2 separate regions of the Homo sapiens genome follow, and region 1 is linked to region 2. The links are chromatin loops, found by intact Hi-C in ENCODE. Cell type or tissue: OCI-LY7. All regions are shown on one strand. Links, peaks and the distances in the headings refer to the core of each region. The heading gives the core; the rest is flanking DNA. Region 1 overlaps DAPK1 (death associated protein kinase 1). Region 2 has its middle 18 kb from the start of DAPK1.

Region 1 (2,921 bases), core at 229-2,728, 70 kb after region 2:
TCTTTTTTTCTCACCAGGACCAAAGTCAGAAGGCCTGCGTTAGACCCCTGGTTTTCCCCCTAAATAGCTATGTGACGTGGAACACTGAACCTCAGTATCACCATCTGTAAAATGGGAATGATGATTCTCTCCTATATTTTCTCTCTCTCTTTTTCACCACTTTGTGGACTACATTTCTCCTGTTCCTGGGTCTGTTCTCTTGCAACATATAAGTTTGGTAAGGTAGTCAATAGAAAACATTTGGTTACTGAAAAGTGGAATTGATTGATACTCTTTTCTTTGAGCTAATGCTGAAACACTGGATTCCCCAACAACAACTAAATTTTGTGTTCAGAGTTTCTTCCCTCACTCAAAGAGGAAAGCATGGCACTGTTATTATTTTGTATCTTTTCTTTGGGATAACCATTTCTGAACCAGTGTTGCATGGATTTGGCTGCTGTCTTGGGAACACAGTACTGATGTTGCTCCTGGTGAGCGTGCACTGAAGATTTGCGCTGCACTGTACCTGAGGTTCTCAGCCGAGTCTTCCTGTGTATGTTTGAAGATCTGGTTCTGTTTTGTGGGGCTATGGACAAAATCCACCCTCCACAGTAGGTTGTAAAGAATGCATCCTTTTGGTAATTCACCACCCACTGAGTGGATTTCATTCCTTTTTTTTTTTTTTTTTTTTTTTTTTTGGCTTTTAACTTTTAAGTTCAGGGGTACATTTGCAGGATGTACAGGTTTGTTACATAGGTAAATGTGTGCCATGGTGGTTTGCTGCACAGATCATCCAATCACCTAGATATTAACCCAGTACCCATTAGCTATTCTTCCTGATGCTCTCCCTCCCTGCATCCCCCACAGGCTTCAGTGTGTGTTGTTTCCCTCCCTGTGTCCGTGTGTTCTCATCACTCAGCTCCCACTTACAAGTGAGAACATGCAGTGTTTGGTTTTCTGTTCCTGTGTTAGTTTGCTGAGGATAATGGCCTCTAGCTCCATCCATGTCCCTGCAGAGGACATGATCTCATTCCTTTTTATGGCTGCATAGTATTCCATGTTGTATATGTACCACATTTTCTTTATCCAATCTATCATTGATGGGCATTTGGGTTGATTCCATGTCTTTGCTATTGTGAATAGTGCTGCAGTGAACATACCCATACGTGTATCTTTATAATAGAACAATTTGTATGGGGGGGTTATATAGTAATGAGATTGCTGGGGATTTCATTCTAATGTAGTTTGTTGGTATGGGTTATCCTCACTATCTCTGAAATGACGAAAAAATTCTTAGTATCACCCAAACCTTATTCTGTTTTAATTAGGCATTTCACACAATTTAAATTAGTTTTACAAAGAATGTAGAATGAAGAACACTTCTCATCACAAAGAGTACACATCTCAGCACAAAATAATGTCCCCTCGCCCCTCCTTTTACATTGCTTTTATGACGTGCCTTCTAGAGCCTCAGCAATGCACTTGTACAACTCGTAGCAGAGCACCAAAAGAAACCATGATCAGTGTTAATGTTTTTCCACATTTTGTTATGAAAAATTTCAAATATATGGAAAAGTGGGGGAAAAAAGTATCATGAATACCCATCTGTCTGTTACCCAGATCCACAATGAACATTTTTTTTATCTTTCCCTCTGTCACGCCATCTTCATTACTTTATGCATTTCAAAGTAAGTTGCAGGTGTCTGTATACCTCATCCTTTTAAGGCTTCGTCATGCGTGTCATTTCCTAGAGCTCGGTGCTTGTTGCTGGTTTTTTCTGTGTCGGGTAAAGTTTATATGTAGTGAAATGCAGAAGTCCTAAGCACGTCCTTTGATGAGGTTTGACAATTGCATTCCCTGGGTAACATGAACCCCTGTCAGGATAATCACAAAACATTAACCGTCACCCTAGAGAGTTCTCTCTTGCCCCTTCTCAATCATTCCCACCCCCATCCCTCCAAAGGAAACCAGTGTTCTGATTTTTTCACCATAGGTTCGTTTAACCTGTTCAAGAACTTCATGTGGATGAGATCCTAGAATGTGTTTATTATTTTGTGCAAGACTTCTGTTGCCAGCCACATTAGTGTGCTAGGGCTGTTATAACAAAATACCACAGACTGTGTAGTTCAAACAAGAGAAATTTATTGCCTCACAGTTTGGGAAGCTGGAAGTCCAAGATCAAGGTGTCATTTAGAATGTGTTCCAGGCTTCTCTGCTAGCTCCTGGAAGTTCTTTGCCTTGTGGCAGCATAATTCCAGTCTGCACATGGCATTCTGCTTTTCTATGTCCAAATTTCCCCCTAAGGACCTATGGTCCTCCTAAGGACACCCATCATATTGAATTGGGAGTGCAACCTACTGCAGGATGAACCCTTCTTAACTAATGACATCTACAATGACCATATTTCCAAATAAAGCTACCTTACAAATAAGGTACTGGGGGTTAGGACATCAGTATACAAATTTGAGGGGGTCATAATTCAACCCATGACAGCAGCACCTGGGTTGTTTTATGTACCAGTGGTTTGCTGTTACTGCCGAGTAGTGCTCCATTCTAGAAATGGACTACAGCTAAGCCAAGCTGTACCAAGCCATGCTTGTTGATGGGTGCCGTTTTTGGCTGTCGTGAATAAAGCTGCTAGGAACATTTTTGCACAAGTGTTTCTGTGGACGTGTGCTTTTATTTTTCTTGGATACATACCCTGACCCCGGGGAGGGGGCTAACCTGGGGACACATGTGGAAGGATGGTCCTCTGAAGGCAGAAGGCCAAGCTGTTGGGTCCCCCCACCTTGGCCAGCAGCCGGGATGGCTCTTCCCCAGTGCTGCTTCAGTCTGGTGGAGACAGTAGCTACAAACCACAGATCCTGCTTCTTAAAACTGGGCAACATCATCACATCTATTAATTTGAATTTTTTTTTTTTTTGAGGCGGAGTCTCGCTCTG
Region 2 (2,921 bases), core at 161-2,660:
GAGCTTTAGAGCTGCGATAACCCATTCAGAGTTGTGTCAAATTCAGGAGACCACCTCCAGTGGATGCAGCCTGCTCCAGCTAGGGGACCTGGCCTTGGGCCAGAAGGCTCTCTTCAGCTGGGGCAAGTCCCACAGTGGGCTGACAGCTAAGGGTGTTGTCCCAAGAGCACTTCCCACAGCTAGCTGAGGAAGTGAAGCCTGCAATCCCTGAAGGGGACCTGGGTTAGGGGCCACACCACAGCACCATCCCAGGAAAATAAACATCTCCCTCTCCTGGGAGCAGGGCTTTGAAAAACTAGGCAAGAGTATCAGAGCTGCCATCCCAAGATAGGGCTCAGGGCAAGACCCCCATTTCAGGGGCAATGGGGAGAACAGGGCCTGGAAGATGAATCTTTGCTTCACAACAGAATGCAAATAAGACTGAAGGCGAGGCTGTCAAAGGGCCAGCCCACACAGAGCAGGAGCCAACCTGGGGGCTTTGGGTGCTAGAGGGGTCGCGTGTGGCCCGTGCTCTGCTGCACCCTCTCCTAGGTCAGTTTGATAACCAGGAAGCTCAGGGAAGCCCCTGGAAGCCCAGCAGGACCGCCCGGGTCACAGACTCACAGTTCAGGGAGTGCAGCCCAGCCTGGTGCTGGAGTGGGGGTGTGAGAGAGGAGGTGAAGGGGGAGTATCCTAGTTTTACCAGCTTTAAGGAGATGGAGAAGACAGGAGACGGCAGGAGTAAAGGTAAGTAATTAGCTGCAGTTTGCAAATGCGGGATACCTTACATTTTACAAAAGCCTTTGCATAGATATGATTCTATTTTGTTAGTTCTGCCCCTAGAATGTTTATATATAAAAATGTTATCTGTAGATGAATATGATAGATTCTTTTTTCTTTTTTAATTTTTTTGAGATGGAGTCTCGCTTTTTGCCCAGGCTGGAGTGCAGTGGCATGATCTTGGCTCACTGCAACCTCCGCCTCCTGGGTTCAAGTGATTCTCCTGCCTCAGCCTCCCGAGTAGCTGGGATTACAGGGGTGTACCACCATGCTCAGCTAGGTTTTGTATTTTTTTTTTTTTTTTTTTGAGATAGAGTCTCGCTCTGTTGCCCAGGCTGGCATGCAGTGGCAGGATCTCGGCTCACTGCAAGCTCTGCCTCCCGGGTTCACGCCATTCTCCTGCCTCAGCCTCCCGAGTAGCTGGGACTACAGGTGCCCGCCACCACGCCTGGCTAATTTTTTGTATTTTTAGTAGAGACGGGGTTTCACCGTGTTAGCCAGGATGGTCTCGATCTCCTGACCTCATGATCCACCCGCTTCGGCCTCCCAAAGTGCTGGGATTACAGGCGTGAGCCACTGCGCCCAGCCGGTTTTGTATTTTTAGTGGAGACGGGGTTTCACCCTATTGGCCAGGCTGGTCTCAAACTCCTGACCTCAAGTAATCCACCCACCTCGGCCTCCTAAAGTCCTGGGATTATAGGCATGAGCCACCGCTCCGGGCTGAGATTCTTACAGCATAGCTGATATCAGAGTGCATCTCTCTCTCTCCCCTCTCCCCCAGGACTCTGGAGCCATGAGTAACACCAGGCAGGAGAGCACCCAGGAGTGTGTGGTTTCTGTGGTGGCTGGGCCACTGCAAGTTTCCTTGGCCACGTGACCATTCTTAGCCCAGGAAGACGACTCCAGTAGTACTTTCTTCACTTCCCCTTTCACTTCTCTTGTTCACCAATGTTAAGGGACCACCAGTTTTTAGAGATTCACCCACATTGTGAAGGTGGTGAGGTCATGTTGCCACTTTGACAATGACATGGCATTTAATTTTTAACCAAACCAAATACAGCATTCTGTCACTCGGGACAACCTTTGGAGACAGCTCCAAGGAAGTCTCCCCTCATGTTCTGCCTGCCGGATTAAACAGGAGTCTTGTTGAAGAAAACATGAAACAGGGAAAGTTAAGACCTCAGCAGTCATAACTGTTAATAAAACATGAGACTGCAAGAGGTGATGTTAGAAAAGAAACTTAATGTCCGCCTAGGTAATCATATCTTCTTATCGTGGGACCAAAGCATAAATGTAACTCATATATGTTTGTCCATTAAAATTAAGTGGTGGATCACATCCCCATCCCTGTAAATACTGGTTTGGACACCTCCAGGGGAAGGCAGGACAATGGGAAATTATATACATAAAGGCAAAGGGACCAATTGAAAACTTCCATTGCTAGATCCTCACATGACCTCTTTGAGGTCACATCCTATTTATAATAGGCAAAGCATAACCCTTCAGTGCCAATTAACAAATGCTTTATTAGGGTATTTGCGTGTTTATAACCATTGAATAATGTCCTTGCAAAGCGGCATCTTGCTGTCTATTTTCAGGTACTTAATTAATGGCCTTGCTCCAGGATAAACACATCCTGTGTTAAATAAGACGATGAAAGCTTATAAAAAAAATGCATCATGCTCTTTTTTTTTTTTTTTTTTTTTTTTTGAGATGGAGTCTTGCTTTGTCGCCCAGGTTGGAGTGCAGTGGCGCGATCTCGGCTCACTGCAAGCTCCGCCTCCCGGGTTCAGGCCATTTTCCTGCCTCAGCCTCCCAAGTAGCTGGGACTACAGGCACCCACCACCACGCCCGGCTAATTTTTTTGTATTTTTAGTGGAGACGGGGTTTCACCGTCTTAGCCAGGATGGTCTTGATCTCCTGACCTCGTGATCCGCCCACATCAGCCTACCAAAGTGCTAGGATTACAGGCGTGAGCCACCACACCCAGCCTCATCCTCTATTTTTGGCCTTCATGTGTGGTAATGGTTTCAGAGATGTATGCTTATCCCCAAACTTATTGAGATGTACATATTACCCATGTACAGCTTTTTATGTCAACCAGACCTCAATAAAGTGGTTTTTAAAAAACTGTTTCTTGCATGTCATTGCATTAGACATTG

What was found. Hi-C counts contacts between places; a loop is a spot of excess contacts. Peaks named below come from ENCODE experiments on the same cell type or tissue, not always from the same donor. Only the 100,000 strongest peaks of a DNase experiment are listed, where the experiment ranks them.
Region 1: a loop joins it to region 2, with 2.6 times the contacts of the local background. A loop is called at or near these places in 4 of 110 quality-filtered maps.

Annotation. Positions count from the first base shown.
Region 1 is chr9:87,548,264-87,551,184 of GRCh38, forward strand. All of the region lies in intron 2 of DAPK1 (death associated protein kinase 1), which reads left to right. Among named protein-coding and RNA genes, the nearest start is that of DAPK1-IT1, 3.7 kb to the right of the region's middle. In OCI-LY7, for the core only: no CTCF peak of the experiment used is centred there; DNase peaks (open chromatin) are centred at 1,728 and 2,518; H3K4me3 peaks cover 903 bases; H3K27ac peaks cover 1,768 bases.
Region 2 is chr9:87,478,311-87,481,231 of GRCh38, forward strand. No RefSeq gene overlaps it. Among named protein-coding and RNA genes, the nearest start is that of DAPK1, 18 kb to the right of the region's middle. In OCI-LY7, for the core only: no CTCF peak of the experiment used is centred there; a DNase peak (open chromatin) is centred at 1,651; H3K4me3 peaks cover 319 bases; H3K27ac peaks cover 906 bases.